Linked DNA regions of Mus musculus: regions 2 and 3 are each linked to region 1. Evidence: chromatin loops called from intact Hi-C (ENCODE). Cell type or tissue: left cerebral cortex. All regions are shown on one strand.

The links. A loop is a pair of places that touch in the nucleus more often than their neighbours do. Peaks named below come from ENCODE experiments on the same cell type or tissue, not always from the same donor. Only the 100,000 strongest peaks of a DNase experiment are listed, where the experiment ranks them.
Region 2: a loop joins it to region 1, with 5 times the contacts of the local background. A loop is called at or near these places in 8 of 42 quality-filtered maps.
Region 3: it touches region 1 in a loop (2.8-fold over the local background); 3 of 42 quality-filtered maps call a loop at or near these places.

What each region holds. Positions count from the first base shown.
Region 1 is chr6:115,357,530-115,365,529 of GRCm38, reverse strand. Pparg (peroxisome proliferator activated receptor gamma) reads right to left here and starts at 3,181. Exons shown (of 8, transcript NM_001308354.1): 1 at 3,113-3,181. In left cerebral cortex, a CTCF peak has its summit at 4,712; DNase peaks (open chromatin) are centred at 4,036, 4,226, 4,375, 4,658 and 3 more places; H3K4me3 peaks cover 1,991 bases; H3K27ac peaks cover 1,622 bases.
Region 2 is chr6:115,282,995-115,290,994 of GRCm38, reverse strand. No RefSeq gene overlaps it. Among named protein-coding and RNA genes, the nearest start is that of Gm38877, 30 kb to the left of the region's middle. In left cerebral cortex, no CTCF peak of the experiment used is centred here; DNase peaks (open chromatin) are centred at 4,329 and 6,594; H3K27ac peaks cover 1,238 bases.
Region 3 is chr6:115,304,665-115,312,664 of GRCm38, reverse strand. Gm38877 (a long non-coding RNA gene) reads left to right here. Exons shown (of 3, transcript XR_869368.1): 2 at 496-617; 3 at 6,209-6,440. Among named protein-coding and RNA genes, the nearest start is that of Gm38877, 8.4 kb to the left of the region's middle. In left cerebral cortex, no CTCF peak of the experiment used is centred here; a DNase peak (open chromatin) is centred at 3,300; H3K27ac peaks cover 239 bases.

The DNA of each region.
Region 1 (8,000 bases):
CTACTATGCTTGGAAAAATAAACTTCCCCTGGATAACATATTCAACTCTCTCAAAAGTATGCCATAAAAATCCATAAAGAGCAGAGCTTTATCAAACAAACAAACCAGCCTGCCGCCCTGGAAACTCAGTACAAACACAAAGACCCCTTGTCTGTGAAGGACTCACAAAAACAGAAAAAAAAATATGTTATGCTTGTTTTTGTCTCAAATCATCAGCAATAAAGAATATAATTTGAAGCTGAAAACAGAATATTTCTATAATTTTTTTGAGTTGGCTATAAAACAGCAGACATTTTTATCTTTCTTCACAGTTATCTCGGAGGCGGTAAGAGAGCAAACTAGTGAGCCTTGTGAGCGAGTCAGTGCTGACCTAGATAGCTGGGTAGGCTGTCTTTAGGATCTCAGCTCGGGTAAATTCAGGGCCCAGCTCTTATCGTTTAGGAAATCCAGGCTTGCTGATAAAAGTCTTAAAACCATACCCAAGACAAGCAAATAGAAACAAAGACTCATAACTTTAAGCTTCCCTAACTTTCCATACTTAGAAAGAACATAATAATTGGAGTAGTTAAGCAGCATATGCATCCATGTTCTAAACAGAATATTTGATTAAAATATTGATATGTACGTATAACTGAAGAGAAGTAGTAAGAATAAAGCTAGGTCTTAAGATAATGATTTAAGGATATACCATACCAGTGGTAGATATTATCTTAACATGAACCGTACATTTCGCCAAAGTATGGCCTATTGTGTTTGAGATCTCCTTATAAATGCAGTTGTGCTGGATAATTTATTAAATTTAATATATATAATTTAAAATAGATAATGTATAACTCTCAAAAACCTCCCCCTGTATTGTGAGAAAATTACAAGAAATGAACAAAAACCACCTTAGGGGAAAAAAAATTAATTTTTTTTTTAAAAAACCTCATATGCTATGAAACTAACTAATATATAGTATTTGAGGCTCCCTTGGTATTGAGACCAACATTTAACTGGCCTTGCTTTTTTTTTGGTCAACTTAATTCTGTTTCTAGTGACCTTTGTAAGCAATCATGCCGCTGCCCTTTTTGCTGTATTTAGGCGTTAAGAAAGTGAAGTTAAGTAATGGATAACAGGGAAATTTGCCACAAAAATAAGAAAAACAAGAAAGAAATTCACTTTGACAATTTGTGGGTTGTGCATATGTTTAAAATTACATACTATTGACTTAAATCAAATTGTCTTGACTAGTGTAGTATTTTTTTAAATCTTCTACCAATATTTACTTAGTGGAATCCTATGAAAGCAAAAAAAAAAATTCTTCCAGTATTTTTGCCTCACTTTATGACACAGAGAATATTTCCAAGTCCACATGACAATAAATTTAGCAGAAAGACACAAATTAGAATGGCCAACATGTCTTGCCATACGCACCGGGCACCTACAGACCCTGTGAAAGCTGTGAAAATATTCAGACTTTTGGGTAAATTATTTTAACAAAATTTTTATGTAAGTTTCCTTCTATTAGCAACCACTTCATAATTTGAAAAGTAAGTTAAATACATTGCTGATCCTTATACATGTTTTCACAGTGCCTTTACATATTCCCCACACAGAAGGATCTTGACAAGACTGATGGAATATTCTTTTCAGAGACTTAAAAGTAAAAAAAATCATTTATTTAAATATGTAAAACTTACTAACTGAAATCAGTCACTTGCATAATCCATTTCTACGTCAAAAATTTAAAGTCATGCTTTTCATATATGAATTTTAAATGTCATAGGGATTTTGAAACTAAAGATATGATTTTTTTTAAAGTGTAATTTGCCCTTTTCTGTTAAAGTGATTCTGAAAGATGTAGTGACATGAATGTTAGGAAAACCAGCTCCTTTAAAGGAAATATACTTAATTATTAAAAAATAGTTATCACAAAAAATATCAAAGTAGTCTTAAGTATTGATGTGTATAATGTTTCCAGGTCTTTTAGTTCTAATGTGTTTAGAAGAACTTATAATCTTTGAAATATAAAAGACCGAGGAAACAGCATCAAAAAACTCTTCGGCCTAGAGGCATCAAGAACTTCAGACTTCACCGGCGCCATTGTTCTTCAACAGTTTGAAGAGTTTGAAACTTTTACATATGAAAAAGATTTTTTTCCTTAAAAAGAAAACTGTCAACAATCTTTTCCCTTCTAGTGAGCTGCAAAAGCGTGAGGTGACCACCAGTTGCTCCTTAGATCTTCTCACTGAAGATATAGTTCTCAGCAAATTAAATATGAAGTAGCACTGGAGTGAGCAAATTTACACAAAACACACAGTAAAATAAAAATCGAGGGCTTTATAATATGTTTCACTCCAACTAAGGCATGACACTGAGTTAAAATGTTCATATATTAAAATTAATATTTCGGACATTTACTTTAGAGCAAATGTGGTTGAAGATAAGACAACAGAGAACTTATTTTAAAGTTGAAACCCAATCTTCTGAAATGCTGCTCCAAATGCTCGTAGTATCTATGAGTGCTTCTGTCAAACTTGCAAGAGAACTATCTCTTTGAGTAGTCATAGCGTATATCCGTTCCTACCCTAGCCAGGTTTTAAATCACAGAGCACCTGGAGTTAGTTACATTTTTAGTCAGCAATTGATCACTTAGCTATGGACGACAGGAAGACTCCCACAGAGCACCTGATATCTTTGGAAGACCTGCCCAAGTCCAAGACTAAGTTATTCATTTAATAACTCCAGTTAACAATTTGCTTCGTGCATGATAATAAAGAGTTGACATTACAATAATGAACTCCAAATCAAGAGGCTTTCCAACTGTTAGCTATCCTACAACTTGGTTCATCTGGTTTTGTTTTCAAATGATCATTTAATTTTACATTTTTGTCCTTCATCCTGCTAAAAAGGGACACCTTTTAGCCTCTTCCTCACAGAAAACTTAACTTTTCTTTTTTCCCTTCTGAAATAAATGGCACGACCTCCCCCCTATTAGCATCAGAAGCAAAGCAGATTCTTAACAGTACAAGAACACAGCCAGACCATCCTGATGTGTAAGAACTTGGGGGCAGTTTGGCCACTTCACTACACACACCAACAAAAACGTGATGACGATGGGGCCACTCACCTACTCAATGGGAGTTAAGAAGAATTTAGCGCTGCAGCCTTCAGATCCCCAGCAGAGGTCCAGGCCCCTTCTTGACCTCCTCGCGTCCCTTATATAAAAGCAGCCCAGGCTACTCCCAGTTTCTGCCTCCTCACCTTAGGCTCCTCCCCAATCCCAAGCCATAAAGCACCGGGAGCCACACACCCACCTTCCGCCCCCAGCACGAGGGCTGCCTACTCCCGTGAGCCGGGCCCTGTGCTCGCCCCCTGCTTAGATTGAAGAGGGGCACTGGCGGGGCGGGGCCTTGGCGACAGTGACCCCGCTTTCCTCACACCTGGTGAGCCCCGGGCAGGGGGCCGTGGGCCAAATCGCCTCCGTGATCACGGGCGCATCCTCCTCCCCACCCTCCGACCCCTAGAGCCTCAGGGCGACCGGTGGCTGCTGGCGAGCCCCTCTCTAAATCTGTCACCAGGATCCGCACAATGCGGTCCCCAACGCGGTAGTTCTGGAGACCTGGCTTTCCTGTCAGGGTCTGGAACAGGGGCAACCCTGTTCCGCGCTCACACACATGCCTGCCTGCGCACCCTCTCAGGGAAGCACTGTGGCCCTCCGCACCGTGCCGGTGCCCCTCACGAGGACAGTCACCCTGTCAGTCACACTCGGCTCTCCAGGAGGGTGACCGGTCCTCAGCCGAGACCCCTCACTCTGTCCCTGAGTCCGCGACCCCGCCCCGCTATCACTCTCTCGCTCTTCTCTTGTGTGACTTCTCCTCAGCCCGCGCGATCCCCTCAGACCCAGACTCTGTCACCTTGTCTGTCACATTCGGTCCTGTCAAGAGTTTGCCTTCTCCTCAGCCGGGGTCCCTTGAGTCAAGATTCTGTCACTTGGTCACTCTCCGTCCTGTCGGAGTGTGGCTTTCCAGCCCGTATCCCCTCTAGTCGAGACAGGGTTAGGCTGTCAGTTACGCAGCCCTGTCAGAATGTGACTTCTCATCCCGAGTCCCCTCAGCGGAGACCCAGTCACCTAGCCAGTCAGATCCAGACCCCACAAGCCGAGACCCCCCCTCACCTTGTCTGTCACACAGTCCTGTCAGAACGTGACTTCTCAGCCCGCGTCCCCTCAACCGAGACCCCGTCAGGCTGTTGGTCTCACAGGCTCCTGTCAGAGTGTGACTTCTCCTCAGCCCGTCCCCTCAGCCCGGTCACCTTGTCGTCACACTCGGTCCCCTCAGGCTGCGCGCGACCCAATACCCCAGCGCAGCGCCCCAGGTCTCTTCTTCCGCGTCCCTCCGGCGGGCCGCGTGGCCCGGGGCGACTCTGACCTGAGGCGGCGGCTTGGCGGGTGCTGTGCGTCGGTGAGGCCGACCCGACCCGAGCGCCCCAGGCGGCTGCCGCTCTGAGTGCGACGGGCCCCGCCTGGCCGGCCGCGGACCGGAGGAGCCGAGCCGAGCCACCCGGCCGGACCGGGGGCGGTGCCCAGGGTGAGGCCGGAGGCCCCGCGCCCGCACCCGGAGGCCGGCGCCCACGAGGCCCGCGTGGCCCTCCCGCGCCCGGCGCCGTGCGCTGGTTACCTGGCCGCCTTGCTCCTCACAGCCGCTGGGAGGCGACCCAGGAAGGTCCCGTGTCCCTCAGACCGATGTCCATGTCCATGTCTGTCATGGAGAAGTTTGTTTTTTTCCTAGATGTGCTTTTCATCTCTCTCTCTATATATATACCATATATATTTATATATCATACATAACATATATTTATATATCATATATATGATATATGATATATAATAGATACACACCCATATATATATTTATATGAATTAAGTGAATTTAGGATCTCCCTTTTTTCTTTTTTTCTTTTTATTTTTAATCTCAGTTTTATTTTTATTTTTAATCTCAGAATGTTATGAAGGCGAATGCCTTAATCAACAGACTTTAGTGCTAATCATTTAATTTCCTTTTAAAAAACAATTGTGTGTGTATGCACGTGAACGGAGGGAGAGGTGTGGGCTCCCCTGGAGCTGGAGTTACAGGTGGTTGGTGCTGGGAACCGAACAAGGGTCCTCTGGAAGAACACAAAGTGTTCCTAACCGCTGAGCAATCTCTCCTGCCTTCAAACTATTTGTTAACCTTGTTCACTGGCTTTTTAAAATTCTTTAGCACCATTTCTTACATAGGAGACCTTACACATAGGGTGGAGAGGGCCTGAGAATCTCTTGTTTTTAAGTTAGACTATTGGAGCTTCTTGCCTCGGGAGCCTGAAGCCCACATGATAGACAGTTCCTTTTCTTGCACTCTTTCAGCTCTCACAGTCATGATCTGTCCTAAAGATTCACATTCAGAAAGCTTGCAGTGTCCAGGACACCAAAGGCCGTTCTTTTATCCTTTTCCAATCGTAATGATGAAGACCTTGCTCTATGTTTTGCTCTCCTTTAGGAGGCACTGGCCTCTGGAAATTTATAATTATGCTTCTTGCTCAAGATGCTTCTCCACTCTTAGCATCCTTATCTGTTGGGAGGTAGGGAATTCTTTATTCTTCTGGTACAAACCATCCTCACCAGACATTTGTGAGTATGACATTATAAAGAAAGTTCAGAGCTTGAATCAACAGATTCATGTCCTTCCACATTTTTTTTTTTTTTTTGGTTTTGGTTTTTTGAGACACAGTTTCTCTGTGTAGCCCTGGCTGTCCTGGAACTCACTTTGTAGACCAGGCTGGCCTCAAACTCAGAAATCCTCCTGCCTCTGCCTCCCAAGGGCTGGGATTAAAGGCATGTGCCACCACTGCCCAGCATCCTTCCACTCTTAAGTCCTCAAATAATAAGACACAGGTCAGGTTCATATAGGGACTCTAAAGGCCATGTTACTAACCATGCAAAGACTCCATTTCCATGCCTGTCATTAAGTGGCCATGTTGACTTGGGTCAGCATCCCACACTCAGTGAGAAGTATGTATGTATGAAGTATGTAGTAAGTAAGTAGCCAACTTCTTGCTCACCCAGGAGTTTCAATCTACTTTTGTTTGGTTTTTGTTTTGTGCTTTTGATTAAACTTTTTGAAAAGGTCTTGCTATATCGTCCTGGCTGGCCTTGAACTTATTGTTATTCTCCTAAGGCCAGCCCATCCCTTGTGTCAGTTTAACATCTTTATTGAGATATAATTCATATAATCTAAAATTCAAATACCATATCTTCAAAATCCCCACATTCAGTCTTGGCCTCTTTACAAAATTGTGTCATTATCACCATAACCTAATTTTAGAACATTTTTATCAACCTATAGAGAAACTTCCTCCTCATCCTCCTCATTCTCATTGGCCCTTGGTTCACCATCCATGTACTTTCTGTCTGGATAGACTTTTCTACCCTAGATATTTTCTATAAATGGACTCATACAATACAATGTCTTGTATGATTGGTTTCCTTTGCTTAGCATGATGTTGTCAAAGCCCACCTGGGTTGTAGCTGGCATTATTTCCTTCCTTTGTCTGTTTGTTTGTGATAGTGTCTCTTTATAAAGCCCAGACTAGAATTTGTAATTCTACTGCCTTCAGTGGGTTAGAATTAGAAGCATGCCTGACAGTATTTTATTTTTATATTACAAAATAATATCCTATTGTATGATATAATAAATGTTTGTTCATACAACTATTTAGGCTGGCTTTTTTAAATATTCACATGATTGTATGTGCACATGTGTATGTGTAGGTACATGTAGAGACCAGAGGTTAATACCAGATGTCTTTCTCAATTGCTCTTCACGTTATATTTTATTGTTTGTGTATTTATGTGCACCACATGTGTGGTTGAGTCTGCACATATCAAAAGAGGGCATTTATTCTCTGGTACTGGTGTTATGGGCAATATGAGTTACCACATGAATGCTAGGAACTGGGCTGGGTCCTCTGCAAGAGCACTATGAATTCTTACGTCTTCTTAGTGGTTGAGCCATCTCTTGAATCCTTCATCTTATTTTTATGGCAGAGTCTCTCACTGAACCTGGAGCTCCTTGTCTAGACTATCTGGCAGTAAGGCTCAGGGATTTCTCCTGTCTCTATCCTCCCAATACTGAATTACAAGCTTGTGCACCTATCCCCCAACCTTTTTATGTAGGTCTTGGGGATCAAACTTTCAAAGCAAATACTTTACCAACTGAGCCATAACCCCAGTTCTGCTCCTAGATCTTGTGCATTATAAATCATGCTACTATGAATAGTGATGGGCAATACTATTTGTGTGTGTGTTTTCACTTCATTTCATATATGTGATAACAATATGTCTTTAAGAAATGTAGACATTACCTGTATAAATGAGAAACAGTGTTTTATTTTTCCACTAGCAATGCATGAGGGATCTAATTTCTCCACATACTTGTTAGCACTTTATAATATCTTTAGCTGATCTAGTAGGAGCGAGTGCATCTTTACTGTTTTGATTTGCATATCCCTAATGACTAATTACATTGAACGTCTTTTCATGTAGCCATCGGCCATTTATGAACCTCATTGAAGAGAAAACTATTCATGTTTTTTGTCCATTTTGAGATCACTTTGTTTTTTTAATTTTATATGGAACAGTTATTTATATGTTATGTATACAAGTCTCTTTTGAGATATACAATTTCCAAATGTTTTTACCCATCTATAAGGTGTCTTTTTCTTTAAATCCATTTTGTATATGTGAGTGTGTATGTATGTATGTATGTGTGTATATATATATATATATATATATATATATATATATATATATATATGAATGATAAGAGCTTGTTATGTAGCCATGTAGCCCAGGCTAGCCTCCAACTAGAGATCCTCCTGTCTCAGCTTTCTGAGTCCTGGTGATTACTGGTGTGAGTCACCATGCCCAGGATGTCTGTCCTTTTATTTTCTTAATGAAAAGCATAAGCTTTTTTTTAAAA
Region 2 (8,000 bases), 75 kb after region 1:
CGGGGGTGGGGCTTTGTAGTTAAATCCTTACCTCTGTAATTCCTTGCTTCTGCCCTAATCATACTCCCTGAGTTTGAAGTCTCTTTTGCCTGAGAGTTCCCAGCCCCCCTAGAGTCTAATCTCAGTCTCCCTTCTCTAGCTCCCTACAGACTGGTGTTTCTAATCACTGCTTTAGCTGTACTGGACAGCCCCAGAGCCTCCTGCCCGGGCTGCACTTCCACGTCTCTCTCAGAGCACATGCTCTCCTCCCCAGGGATGTGTGAGGCATGTGTTGCGATTACAGCAATTCTGCAGTCTCATCACCAGGCCTTGTGGAAGATAAAGAGATGACTGACACCTGAGAGTATGCGGAGATCGGCACCAAAGGCTCTGTGCTCACCTTTTCTGATGTCTGTGTACTTTTGAATAACTCCTTTCTAGAGTCCTTTTCTAACCCCAAACTTGGTTGGATTCTTCATTATTATTTTCCTCTTTATAATAGCCCATCCAACATCGGTCTTCCCTACTCTAAGCTGCATGTTCCACAAGGGCAGAGCCTTTATCTGTTTTGTTTCTGGGACCTGGGCAGAATAGTAGATGATCAGTCTGAAGTCTATGGTTAAGCAATGTTAAACAAATTGCCTGATGTCTTAGAATTTTTTTAATGTGCAGAGTTGGATAAATCAGATAATCTTCTAAGTTCTTAGCAGATCAAACTGCTTTGGATGAAGGATTTCTGAAGCTGACTGATCACCTGTAGTTGACTACAGACTACATACAAATAAAACAGACTGTCAGATGCAGTGTGAAGTTTACATGTGGGAAAAGCAAGGATGGGACATATTAGCTGTGCATATAGGCAGTGGGCACAATATAGCCACTGTTCAGTTCAACTCTCTGAAAACCTTTGTAATAAAAAATCTGTGGCAAACATAAGGGTCTGAGAATAGCTTAAAACAAGGCCTTTGGGAGAAAAGCTGAAGAAACAATTTAATGTTAAAAATCAATAATAGAGCTGGGGCTTAGGTGGCAAAGTTTGTGCTGGGCAAGAAGAAGGACCTGAACTTGGCCCTCAGCACTTATATAAAAAGCCAGGCATGGTAGCACATGCTTGTGATACCAGTGCGAGAGATTACAAGATCCATGAGGCTCTGACCAGCCCTCTATGCCTAACTAGGTCTTGGTGAGAGACCCTGTCTCAAAAAAAAAAAAAAAAAAAAAAAAAAAAAGGTGGCAAATACCTGAGGAACCATGCCCAGGGTTGACCTCTGGCCTATAGGCTCACTGGCATAGGCACGCACACAGCCACACACACATGTGTGCATATCTAACACTAAAAATAAATCGTAATGGGGCTGTGGATATGGCTCAGTGAGTAAACTGTTACACAAGTGTGAGGACCCAAGTTCAGACCCTGGGCACCTCTGTGACATCTGGGCACCTGGGTATGCATCTGCCACTGTGTGGGAGGAGACAGGGATTCCCTAGCTGAAAAGGTAAGCGTGAGGCTTAGTGAGAGGGATGCTCCATGGGTAAAAGGTGCTTGCCACCAAGTCTGACACCTTGAGTTCAATCCTCCAGTCCCACATGGCAGAAGGAGAGAAATGACTCCCAAAAGTTGTCCTCTGACCTCTGTATATGCACACATGAGTGAGCACATCTGCCACACACACACACACACACACACACACACACACACGTACACACACATATACCACATACATACTAAAAACCAATCAGCAGCAGTGGTTAGATTATGAAAGAGGGGATAAAGTAGACAGTGCATTTTTAACAAAATGGAGCTTTCAAAATATATCATTTATAAGGATTTAATCCCAGCACTCAGGAGGCAGAGGCAGGCAGATTTCTGAGTTCAAGGCCAGCCTGGTCTACAAAGTGAGTTCCAGGACAGCCAGGGCTACACAGAGAAATCCTGTCTCAAAAAAACAACAACAACAACAACAACAACAAAAAAAAAAGGATTAGAAATAATGGGTATGTTCGAAGAAATTAGAGAAGGGGAGACATCATGGAGGACCAGTTAACTGGGCAGAAAGTATTTCATGAAATAGGTAATGTTATAGTTAGGCCTTGAAGGATATCTATACTTTCAAGGCAGTGAGGACAAGAAAAGCAATTTTGGGCTTGGCAAGATAGCTCCATGGATCAAGGTGCTTGCTTCTAAGCCTGACCTGAGTTTGAGCCCCAGGACTCACATGGTAGAAATGATTTTGGTAACTTGTTCTCTGACCTGCACATGGATTCTGTGGCATATATGTAAACACACACACACACACACAAATTTCAAGGGGGCTAACAACAGGGCAGAGTGGTGGTCTGAGCCCATGGGCAGAGCAAGAAGACAAAAAAGACCTTGAGGTTTCTACCAATGAGGTTGCAACTGAATCGGGGAGATAAATGGGTAAAGCAGCACTGGTGAGAACTGGATAGCTCTAAGCTCTTTCTTTTTTGTGTGAGGGATAGCCTGTGCTGCTTGGAATATACTATCTCATTTAGTCTTTGCAACAACCACAGTAGCTAGGTGTCATTACTGGCACCGCTGTGGCTAATGAGGAAGCTGAAGTTCAGAATTTAGTCATCTGCTGAGGTTTCACAGCTATTGAGTGGTAGACTCCATACCGACACCAACTTATGACCTTTAAACTTAACCACTGGACATACTGTCTCCTTGGGAAATAGAGATTACTCTCCAGAGGGCCTTCAAGACCAAGTTCAGGAGTTTGAACTCTGCTTTCTAAGCCTGGGGGTTCACTAAAAAGATTCTGATCAGGAAAATGTCAGGGTCAGATATTTTAGACAAAATGTGTCTGGTAGAAATGGGTACAAGAGTACAACAGGAAGTCAGGTGGAAAGGCCATCAGTGGCTGTGTGAACTGAGGCTCTAATACAGAATAATTCACACAAAAGAATGGTCCTTAAGGAAAATAACCAACTGTCCTCCTTCTTCTGATAATATATGAATTATATTGGAATAATTATTTGCAATAATGTTGGTTTGTTTGTTTTAGAGACAGGTAGTCTCATGTAGCCTGGGATGCCCTCAATCTATATAGCTAAAGATGACCTTGAGCTCTTAGTCAGCCTACCCTCACCACCCAAGTGCTGAGTGTTAGAACTTGTGCTATTATGCCCATACACAGTGTTGGACTGAACACGGGGAAACCCAGAGAGTCTTTAGACTCCAAGGGTTATGGTGCGTCAGCCTAGTGAACCTCCAAAGGCAAAAGCAGCAGCCTGAATTTATTCCAGCCCAGTGCCCAACCTAATCAGGGACAGGGTGATTTGAGATCGTCAATTTGGTAGTTCATCCTGTTTTGGAGTTTTCTATGGACCTAATCTTAAGATTTCCTGTCATTACCACAGGCCTCCAGAGAGAATCAACAAGTCAAACCTTCGTTGTCCCAGAATTAATCCTACGGAGCCAACCTTCCCCTGAAAACTCGATTTAGAACCAGACGCTGTTTCTTCCTTTTCTTTTTAACAGGATCTTTGAGCTTTGAGCTTCGGCTCTCTGCTGAGAGCTGCCTGGAGGACTTGACTGACTTAAGAGGAAATTCTTATCGGGAGAGATGGATATGGAAGTGGCTGGAAATGACCAGGGGGATATTCCTTAGGGAGCATTCGTGTGCAAATGGGGTGAGGCCCCTGTAACCGGTCTCCCAGGGTCCTTACCACCCTGTCTGTCAGGTTATCACCCAGACAAAAGTGAGGGGATCAGGGGTCCACAAAGTCAGAGTAGAAAAGAGACATGAAAATCCAGACAAGCACAAGTGCGATCTTAAGGGAAACAGCAAATTCTCAGGCTGATGTGGTGTTGAGTGAGAAGAAGATAAACCAGAGGGAATGACTAATTGCAGTATCTTTTCTACATGTTTACAGTCCACAGACTGGAAGCCCATGGGGACTTATGAGAGGGAACAATACATTCAAATATGAGACCCTATCTTAAAAAAAGTCTCACATGTTTATAGTCACATCATGATTTGGACTTCACACATAATGTAGATTAAACCTTCAATTTGATTCCCAAAGAGAACGTTTCCTTTAAATCCCAACTTAATCCCTAAAACAACAATCTTTAATTATTCTCTGTGTATCTCCAAACTCTGCTAAAATACACAGAGAATGCACAGAGAAGTTTGGGCAGGAATCTCTGGATTCCTAGGTTTAAAATTCCTGATCCTCCTAAAGTCACAGAAATTCAAGTAATGTACTTACAACAGATCTGAAGGCAATTATGTTCGGTGCCTTAGCAGTAGTCTGGCTAGAATTCATGTTTAGTCTCCCAGAAGCACGACTTCGGAGGAATCCAAACCATGGTGGGTGATAGTGTAGGAGGCGTGTTTAAGAATGGGTCTGTGGTTGGATGGAAAGATGGCTCAGATGCAAAGCACCTGCTTGCTCTCGCAGAGCGCCTGAGTGTAATTCTCAGTTAGGCTAGGAATTTGGTTCACAACTACCTACAACTCCAGCTCCAGGGAGATCTCAGGCTTTTGGCTTCTCTGGTCATCTGCACTCACATATATCCACACCCCCTCCCCCCATTAAAAATAATAAAAGTAAAAAATAACTTAAAAATTAAAAAAAAAAAAGACTGGACTTGAGAGGAGGCGGCAGGTGAATCTCTGAATTAAGGCTAGCCTGGTCTACAGGGTAACTTCCAGGCCAACCAAGGCTGCAGAGTCTCTCTTAATAAAATTAAGTTACATTAAAATTTAAAAGTTCACAAGAGTATAATGAGATTTTTCATTCTATACCAGCAAAGGTTACTCTATATGTGTGTGTGTGTGTGTGTGTGTGTGTATGTGTGTGTGTCACTAGTGCACACACGCTCACTTGCAAGCTCACCAGCTCACGTGCATGCTCGAACATCTGCACTCACAATATATCATTGCCAGTGGGAAGCCTGGCAGCTGCATCTGTTTCTCCAGGTGTCCACCCTTAACTCTAATTCTTCTACAGCTATAGCCTTAGGTCATTTCAGTTGGGTTTAAATCGCCCTAGAGGACCACTGATCTGGGAGGTGGAGAAAGGCACTTGGCTATTTTGGGAGGAGTCACATGGAAGGCAACTAGGTGATCTTTGAGACAGAGGTGGGATTTATTGTGATGACCTCAGAAATAGCCATTTTTAGGAGTGGACATTTACTTCATCTAATCCTTAAACTCACCCAGAAAAGGGCATTTTGAGACAGAAAAACTAATTGCTTGCAAGGTCAAATCAGTCAATAATTAGCAGAGCCTGGATGCAAACTCAGACTTGATTCAGGCTCTTTTCATTGGCTAACAATATCTTCCCACTTCCTCCTGGCCTATCACCTGCCTCTATACACCTCTCCTTAGAAATGAAACCCATTCTGTTTGTTTCAGGAAGGACAAGTCCTAACCCTAAAGACCCTAAAGACAGTATTAAGGCTCATTCATTTGTCTATGTCACTAACTCCCTTCATGACTGTGGTAAATGTCCAAGGTACCTGGGCCTCAGTTTTCTCATCTGTAAACAGGCAATAAGACTAATTGTTGCTTTCAACTATGAAACTGTAAATGAATTCTTTGTAACCCCCCCCCCCCCTTGCCTACAGGCCTCCGGATCTTGTGGACTCATCCCAGCTCTCCCTTACCTGTGATGGAGGCTTTTCTGACCCGGAGCTAGACATACGCTCCACTGAGACACGTACAGCTTGCTGTCTGTCTTACACTTGCTTAACTCATCTTATTCATCCTCTTTCCATACCTTATCGGACCTTATCTGAATCCCTAACATATTTAAACTCAGAGAATTCCTATTCATGAATGAGAGAGAACATATAATTTAATTCCTCCATGAGAGACAGTAGTTTGTTTCCATGTTTGATTGGTTCCATGTTGGGTTCCCCCACTCCCGTGTTGCAACCAATATTCTTTTGCTTGTTTCCTTGTGGATATGAAGTCTCTATAGAAGTATCCAGAAATGAGATTCCCGAAGCTCAGCTAGGCACTGGATGTTGGAAATGATCCCCCACAGTGGTAGTGCCCATACAGGCTCCCACTAGCGATGTGTATGTGTAGAGTTTTCCTACATTCTCATTGATAACTATCAAGCTGAGTTTTCCAAGCTGACACGGTGACTGCATTCCTTAAGACAGTACACATCTCTCCTATTGGCTGTGGACTTTGTGAGTGCAGAAACCTTCGTTAGCTCAGTTTTATGATCTTCCCATGAAATTTGTTGAGCTTAGTAAATACACAATAAAGAATTATCAACAAGTACATAATGGACAGAATTTATTCACTTTGATCCAGGAGATGGGAAGCCCCGTGAAGACAGATGAATCTTTCTGTTTACTTATCTGGGCTGAGAACTGTCAGAGGAAGCCCCATAAGCTAGAGTAGATCTGATCTGCAAGACAGGCAGAGTTGGCCTACAGACCAAAAGCTTTTGGCCCAAGTTTTTTCACACTACTCACTGGGTGTTTGACTATTGTGAGGTACTACTTTCCAAGTCTCTGGAACCATCTTAATTAAGTACCAAGAGGTTTACTTCTCAATGGCCCCACCCCTGGTCCAGATTACTAGAGTCTAGGTAGAATCCCTGTGTTCCTTGGACTAGGGTACTGCATGACTATGGTAAACGCCTTCCCTTTCTGTCACCCCAACAGTCCCTCCCGGGTGACTCATTTTCTAAATAAGCTACTTGTGGTTTGGGTTTGACATCACATGTGGAAGAATGAGTAACATTTTAGGAGTCAGAATTATATTTGATCAGAATAAGACCCACAGTGCATGTTACTCATAGTTTTAAGCCAAGGGGTCAACACTGGTAATTTGTCCCCCAAGCTCTCATCCAGCCAAGTTTGTGTATACTGTATTATATGATCACACTATGAAAATTTGAGAAAATGATTTCTTATAGACCATGCAAGATTAAATAAAATACAGCAAAGTGATGAGGGGCATGTGTTCTACTGTACTGTGGCTTGGCTTGCTCACTGTAGTGTGCATTCACATGTGTGTGAACACACGTGGAAGTCTGAGGTTGACTCTAGATGTCCTTGATTGCTCACCACCTTCTAGTTTGAGACTGGGTCTCTGGCTGAATGTAGAACTCACTGTCTCAGCTAGTAGTTTGCTCCGGAGACTCCCTGTCTGTGCCTCCCACACACTAGGTTTACAGACAGGCTCCCATACCCACCTGGCTGTTTTCTCGGTGAGTCTGAGGATCCAAACTTTGTTCTTCATACTTGTGCAGCAGGTACTTTACCTGAGGAACCATATTCTGACCCCCAATTATTTGGGTTTAAATCTTACTTGTACAACTTGACCAACTGGATAACCTTAAACAAGTAATTGGGGTTTTCTTCAATTTCTTCATGTGTAAAATTATAATAGTACTTATCCCATAGGAGATCAATAAGTTGCTTTAAGTGCTTAGAATTATGCTTAGTAAGCTCTGGATATGTTAGTAAACATGTCTTTGACTCCATCACGACGTCTACACATAGGGTAAACGCTCAATCCATGTCACTAAAGAAGCACGTTGTGTTGCGGTGTATTTGGAACCAGAGGGAGAGAAGCATGGATAAGTGGAAGACTCTTGTCAGTAAAGAGCTTCAGAACAGGCTACCTCAAAATATGCCACGCTGGGCACGCTGATTATTTTGAGCCAAAGGCAGTGGGCACTGAGAGGTACAGGGGGAGTTCTCTGCTCTCCCTTTGTGCCTGAAACAGGACCTAAAACTCTCATGAAGAAGATGTTCCCTCACCAACCTATACAATAAGAACATTTTTACAACCAGAGACTAGAGATTAACATGGAAATGCGTTTATACAAACAAAATCTTAAGATGTGTGACCGTCTCCTTCACCATTTTCCCATGTGCATCCTAATTCCTTTCCCACAGTTCACTAGCTTTACACCAGACCCCTTTGTAGTGTCACATCTTCAAGTTGTCATTCTTCGAATCTTCACTTTCCTTATAAAGACACACAAGTAGGTATAAAAACAGAATGCATATGCAGGCC
Region 3 (8,000 bases), 53 kb after region 1:
GAATCTTAGATTTTTGTAAAGAAATTGTATGATTTCTCCCCTCTGTGAAATGATAAAGAGAAATGTGCTGGGGTTGAACAAGCCCAGTGGGTGGACTGAGCTCTTTAGTGAATCAGGCAGAAGTGGGACTTACTCCACAGTTGTAACCCTTTAAATGCTGGGAGGAATACGGCAAAGCTATTGAAGGCAGCATGTTGGTGGTGGTAATGATTACTTAGAAGTGAAGGGATAATTTTGGAAGTATGCCTGGCTTCAGGGAAGAATGGCTCTTCATTTAACTACCCACGTGATGGACGTGTTTCAGGTGAGCTGTTGAAGTTTCTCTGAGCTCTGGGAGATTCAGAGGCAATTTCTTTGACCATATCTCATTCCCTCATGCACACACACACACACACACACACACACACACACACCTATTTTTACCTAAAGTGGGAACCCAGCCATGCACAATCATTGTCCATGAGACCTGACAATGCAGTATAGTTCTGTTTTCAGGGATGGTGGCATTACTGGTACCAGATCTGACCTCCTGCTGGATGAAAATCTATGAAACGACATTGGAGCATACAGACCACAGTACTGAGACCTTCAGGAGAAGCCGCAAGTAAAGAAACCCTGTAGGTTACCTTGGCTGTCAGGACTTCTGTCTGGGATGGAGGAACTCACAAAGAGTGTGCCTGTCTTCCTGAACAAGGAGATAGAGATTCGGGTTCTGAGAGGCTGATGAGATACAGTTTTCCATGAGGAAAAACAGCTCCAGAACTATTGTCTGAGTTCTTTAGTTTGTGGCTGGATGGTAAACCGAGCAGCCATAGGATGACCCTACCCAAGGCAAATTCACTGGGAAGAGCATAGCTCTCAGGAGTCCCAGATAGGCAATCCACAGAGCTCAAACACTAGGAGATGGCTTTGTTTGTTTGTCTGCCTTTTGAGAAAATTGGCCAAGGCTGGTCTTGAACTCACTATGTAGCTCTAAGGCTGGCTTTGAATGCTGATCCTCCTGTTTCTACTCCCCAGAATGTTGGGTTTGCAGGCATATATCACCATGACTGGCTAAGTACAGTCCTCTTCAAATATCTGGGGTATTCAGTTAGAGATTCAGAAAGACCAAGCCTTAAAACTAGAGCTAACTTGGGGCCAGCCAGAGAGCTCAGTGGTTAAAGGTGTTTGCTGCTAAGCTTGGCCACCTAAGTCTGAGCCAAAGAACCCACAAGCTGGAGTAAGAGAACCAACTCCCAAAAGTTGTGTTCTGACCTCCACACATGGCCATGGCAATGGCTGAAAATGTACACCCATAGACAGACAGACAGACAGACAGACAGACAGACAGACACACACACACACACACACACACACACACACACACTGAACTAAATGAACCATAGTAAAGATTATTCTATAGCTACATAAGAAAAAAAATTTTAAAGTTCTGTAGAGGATCAAACTGATCATAAAATATTTTAATAGCTTCCGTCCTAGCCCTCACAACACTCTAGAGGAAGATACACAACACTTAAGACAAAACATCATGATATCCAGTATCCCATAAAACATTACTAGACTTGAAGAAGCAGGACCTAAAAATACAATGAAAGGCCACAGCTACAGCCTTAAACGCGGTAGAGTCTGTAAGACTACCAGGCAAGAGCTGTAAATGCATGCCAGGCCTTTCGATGACACTGAAGACATGGAAAAGAACCAAGTGAGCATTTTCCAGCTAAAGAACAAAACACATAATGTGGAAAATCTGCCGGGTGGGGTTAATAACGCTTTAGATGATACAACATAAGGCCAGAAAACTCAATCCCATAGTTACAGAATTTATGAACAGCAAAGAAGGGGGCTAGGGATATACCTCTGTGGAAGAGCACACCCCTAGCATGCATGAGCCCCTCTCTTCCAAACCACAGATAAACAAACAAGTAAATAAATGGAAACCCAGAAGAAAAACATGAAAAAAAAATTAAGGAAAGACTTTGGGTCTTATGTGACAATACGAAGTGGCCTTACATGAATATTAAGTACTCTAACATGAATATCAAGTAGACTGCCAAGAATATTAATTAGTAACATAAATATTAACACATCTAATGGTATATGGCCTAATGTTCTTTTAAAAAGGACAGAAGTAATATGAATAAAGGATACCAGATTCAAGGTGCAAACCAATAAAAGTCACAGCACTCAGGAGGTCGAGGCAGGAGGATCATAAATACAAGGCCAATCTTAAATGCAAAGCTTTGACTTTTTCTTAGATTTCTTCCTTCTGTTAGCTCAGGTTCACTTGGTCCATCTTTTCCTAAACCCCTAACGTATACGCTTAGGTTACTGACTGAGGTCTTTCCTCTTTTTCAATACAGGTTTTGCCTAGAAATCCCCATCTCATACAGCTTCTACTACATTCATAAACTTCAGCACCACCCCTGTTTGGCCCTTTGGTTATTTAATGGCATGTTAATTACCTCCAATTTTTCTGCTTTCCTTTTGGATTTATTGAGACTTGTTTTCTGATCTTGAGCATGCTATACCCTTGAGAGAATTTCTTTTTTAAGCTCTTTGAAGTGTGTACTCCACCGTCATTGGATGGAGTGCTCTACGCCTGTCTGTTAGAGTTAATTGGTTTATAGGGCTGTTCGGGTCTCCCATTTCCTTATTGGTTTTTCTGTCTGTTTTTACTGTTATTGAAAAGCACGCGTTGCTGAAGTCTCCAAGGACTCTCACAGTCCTTTGATTGTTGCCTTTCATTCTGTTCATTTTGCTTTCCATGTCTTGGGTCTCCACTGTAGTCATATAAATGTCTAGAATCATTATCCCCCCCCACCCCCATTTGGGTTGAGCTTTTTATCAAAATGCACTGGCATGTGTGCTATAAACTTTGGTCTTTACAAAACCGACATTATCTGGTAAGAAAGCCTTCCAATACTCTCTACTCTTTCCATGATATATGATCTTCAGTCTGTTTACTCTGAAACACTCCATGTTTTTACCTGTGATTTTCTGCAGACATGTAGAGATGATCTGAGTTTAAAGTCATTCAGCTAATCTCTGCCTTTTCAGTTTTGTTCCCTTCCTCAAAGCAATCACAGAGGAGGAAAGACTTCTGTTTCTTGCTGTGTGTCTGTCTTGCGTTTTCTGTCTTTCTGCTAGTGGCTCTTCAAGATCCATTTGCTCTTGGCAGCACAACACTGTTTGATTCCCCCATCTTTCAATGTTGTGCATCTTTAAGTTGCTCTTTCCTGTAACTAATCTGGAATTTTCTGTTAACATCTGATGCTTGTAACAACCTCATTTGCATATCGCCAACTTGGTTTTCCAAGTATAGACACATCTGGTCCCTCCACATTTTCTTCCCTTATCCCCTTTGGTAGTTAAAGCTGCACATTATGTCTTTAGACCTGGTGTGTCTGTAGGTTGATTTAAACAGTGGCTTCATGTACTTGCCTTTTAAACTACATAGAAAATAGAGCAATTCCATTACAAAAGAACCACCACCAGGGATGTTATCTCATCTGTGAAGTCACCTTTATCCTGTTTTCCATGTCGCTTTGGGTTGTGTCTGGTGTCATTTCCTCTCCACATGAAGGAGGCTGTTGGACATTTCTTTGGGATCTGTGAAACGTAGAAAATCATTTATTTGACGAGTGCTACCCCTCTTTGTTTTAAAACATGATTTTCTAGAAATGGGGCTTGGGGGTTGGGTTTTCTTTTCTTCTTCCTTTTTTTTTTTTATCCTCCCTTTTTCCTTTTAGAACTTTGGGTCTGTCTGTCTTCCCCATGCCTCCTGGCTCCTGGAGCCTCTCATGAGAAATCAGGTGATCTTCCTGAAAGTCCTGGGAACAAGCCTCTTCATTCTCACTGCTGCCCTGTGCCTTTGAGCTTATTCAGCTCAGGGTTTGAGAATCCTGAGAACTTTAAGGTTCATGTCTTTCATCCAATTAGAGAAGTTTGAGCCATTTCTTCTTAATATTCCTTCCTCTTTCTCTTTTCCTATGTGCTGATACATCTGAGGTTCTTCCTCACCTATTAATGTTTTTCTCCTCACTGTTTTTTATTTCTAGTCTGTACACTGGTGACTACAGCTGTTTCACCTTGTTGGTCACTGCTTGTTTGTAGTTTGTATCTTCTGTTCTGTTTCTCTCTCTCTCTCTCTCTCTCTCTCTCTCTCTCTCTCTCTCTCTCTCTCTCCCTCCCTCCCTCCCTCCCTCCCTCCCTCCCTCCTTCCCTCTGTCCCTCATCCTCTAGGGTATTGGGCTTAGTTCTGGAATTTTATTTTTATGGATTCTACACCTTTATTTACTTTTATTCTCTTATTATATCATCAAATATCCATTAGTGGTTTGGTTGATGGGTTGATGGTTCCTCTGAGCAGATCAAGTGTATTTACCACAACTTAATGTGTTCTAGTATTCAATGCAGTATCTAGACTTCTGTTTTTTATTTAGATCAAGTTGTTTTGAATATCACAATGTGGGTACTTGGAAGTCAGACCCTCCCTCTCTTTAGGGAAGGCTGTAGATGACTGTCATTTCTTTTCTGATATCTATAAGGTTAGCCTGGAACCTAACACAAGGATGACCAAGCCTTTGACAGTGTAACATGACACTGTGATTTACAAATGTGTTGGGCCACGTTCACAACTATACCGGCACATACTTAGTCGCTGGACCACAGATTGAAAGGGAGGACGGTTGTCTCCTTAAGCCTTCAGATATGCACAGGAAGCATATATAGCCTAAGGGGGCTGAAACAGAATGTCTACACCCAGTCCTTCAGAGAAACACCATGTCAGTCAAAATGTACCACCAGCGTTTGAGGGGAGATAAAGCCTTTACCACTCACACAGTCTCCAACAAGGCACCCTAGCAATACAGATGCCAACCGCAGTGTGGGCGTGAAGGACAGAAGAGAGTGGCTGGAACTACACACATTCTCTAACCCAGGTCCAGCAGCCTCCTTCCTCTAGAAGTGCTCTCATGGCTCATCCTGCTCTCATATAAACGTCAGATCGGGCTCCAGAGCTCTGAAGGAGTCCATGCTGATCACGGTGATTTTCAGTTTAATGCTTGTTTACGTGGACAGCTGAGTCCTGGGGCTACCAATCTCATTCTTTCTCTTACCATTAAATGCGCCCTGTGTAGACTCTGTGTGAGAAGATCACTGGTCTGTGCTAACACAAAGATGCACACTACAGACTCACAAATCAACACATTGAGTGGTGGGCCATATGCCAATCAATTTGCCATTTGCTGATAAAACTCGTATTCTAAAAATGTTAAGTTTACCCAAAGGAGTGGGGAAAAAGGAACAGAGAGCAGATGGGAGAAATGAAAACAAGAAACCGGTTGTAGTGATGTATGACTAATTTCAGCTACTCAGGAACCAGAGGCAGGAAGAGTGAGAGTTCAAGCTCCCTGGGCAGCTTAGTGAAACCCTCATTTCTAATTGATTAAATAATCAAAACAACAACAACAGCAATAAAGAAACAGCTAGCAAGACAATATCATCTGAATGTGACTGCACCTAATTATATTAAATGTAAATGGTTTAAACATTCTAATCAAAGGGCAACAATTTTTAAAAACTCCAGGTAGCAGGGAGGAAGGACAAAAACATATTAAGATGAAACACTAATTGACTGGAACAGTGGTAGGGGGAAGGGGGGCATCATAGTAGGGGAATGGTGGAGAAAGTAGATGGATGCAAGTATGGGAACATTGTATTGAATCTCACTAATCTGCATAATTAACATATTCAATAATGACAAAAATCCCAGGTGTATGCTCTGTACAAAAAGCACATTTTAAATATGAAAACACGGAAAAATGTAAGTATGTCACCACATATATTATATATAACATATATTATATATAATAACTTGGACTGGCAAGATGGGTCAGGGGGTAAAGGTGCCTGTTACCAAACCTAAAGACCTTAACCAAATCTCTAGGACCCACATAGTGGAAGGAGAGAACCGACTCTCATAAGTAGTCCTTGGACCTCCACAGCTGTGCCATGGTACATGCATACCCCTTCCCCAACCATACAGATAAACAAGTATAACAAAGAAATTAAAAGAGGCACTAGTAATTAAGTAATAAAAAATAACCCAATTAAAAGTGGGCAAGCATCTGACTGGATACTTTGCCAAAAGAAAAAATAACCACCAATACAGTTTAAGTTTTCATTATCCTTCTCCTTCTTCACATAGGTCATTTGTTGAAGGCTTGATCCTCAGCTTGGGGAGATACTGGAAACTTTATGAGGTAGTGCCTAGTTGGAGGAAGTTTATCAGTGAAGCATGCCCTTGAAGATGTATTTCTCAGCAGCCTCTCTGTGTGCCCCCACTATGTGCCTCCCCAAAGTGATGCACAGGTCCAAAGTGATGGACCAAGTGACCATGAACCCAAAATAAACCTTTCCTCCTTTTGTTTTCTTGGCTATTTTGCCTCAGTGACAGAAAGCTGATTGACATTGTCAGGAAGGATAAAAAAGGTGCTTAGAATCTTCAGCCACCAATGAAATACACATTCACTGAACATGGCTGTGAACAAAAGGACAGATAATCCCAAGTGACAGTGAGCATGCACATCCGTGAACCCTTCATACACTCCAAAGTAAAATCAGCCAAGTAAAATAGTATGCTATTAACGTACACTGTGGTGCTTTGAGTAAGAATGGCCTCCATAAGCTTATATATTTGAATGCTTGGTCTTAAGGGAGAGGCACTACTTGAGAGGGATTAGGAGGTGTGGCCTTGTTGGAGAAAGTGTGTCACTTGGGTGAGCTTTGAGGTTTCAAAAGATAAGGCAAAGCCCAGTGTTTTTCTCTTTCTGCTGCCTGCTGATCTGGATGAAGAACTCTCAGGTACCTCTCTAGTACCATGTTTGCCTGTGTGACACCATGCTCCCAGCCATGATGACAATGAACTAAACCTCAGAAGCCATAAGCAAGCCCCGTTTAAATGCTTTTTTTTTTAAGTTGCCATGGTCATGATGTCTCTTCACTGCAATAGAACACTGAGAAAGACATATACCTAGCAGGGTGTGGTGGAAAAGTATAGTTTTAAGTATACTTATATCAACATCCTCAGACCATGAATTATTTAGACAAAAAATTTTAAAAATATATTCAAGTTTTACCTATACAGGGAAAACTGGAAACATGGCCAAGGAAAGATCAAATTAAAGGAAACATTAAATCATGTTCATAAATCAAGAAACTCAGTCCACAGATTAAATTACAGATCATAGTACAAAGCAAAATCTTACCAGTCTTTTTATTTATTTAAAAAAGGAAACTACCTTCAAAGAAGATCTAATCCCAGTTCTTCACAAACTATTCCACAAAATAGAAACAGAAGGTACTCTACCCAACTCATTCTATGAAGCCACAATTACTCTGATACCTAAGCCACAAAAAGACCCAACAAAGATAGAGAACTTCAGACCAATTTCCCTTATGAATATCGATGCAAAATCCTCAATAAAGTTCTTGCTAACCTAATCCAAGAACACATCAAAACAATCATCCATCCTGACCAAGTAGGTTTCATCCCAGGGATGCAGGGATGGTTCAATATACGGAAATCCATCAACATAATCCAGTATATAAACAAACTCAAAGACAAAAACCACATGATCATCTCGTTAGATGCAGAAAAAGCATTTGACAAAATCCAACACCCATTCATGATAAAAAGTCTTGGAAAGATCAGGAATTCAAGGCCCATACCTAAACATGATAAAAGCAATCTACAGCAAACCAGTAGCCAACATCAAAGTAAATGGTGAGAAGCTGGAAGCAATCCCACTAACATCAGGGACTAGACAAGGCTGTCCACTCTCTCCCTACCTATTCAACATTATACTTGAAGCCCTAGCCAGAGCAATTCGACAACAAAAGGAGATCAAGGGGATACAAGTTGGAAAGGAAGAAGTCAAAATATCACTTTTTGCAGATGATATGATAGTATATATAAGTGACCCTAAAAATTCCACCAG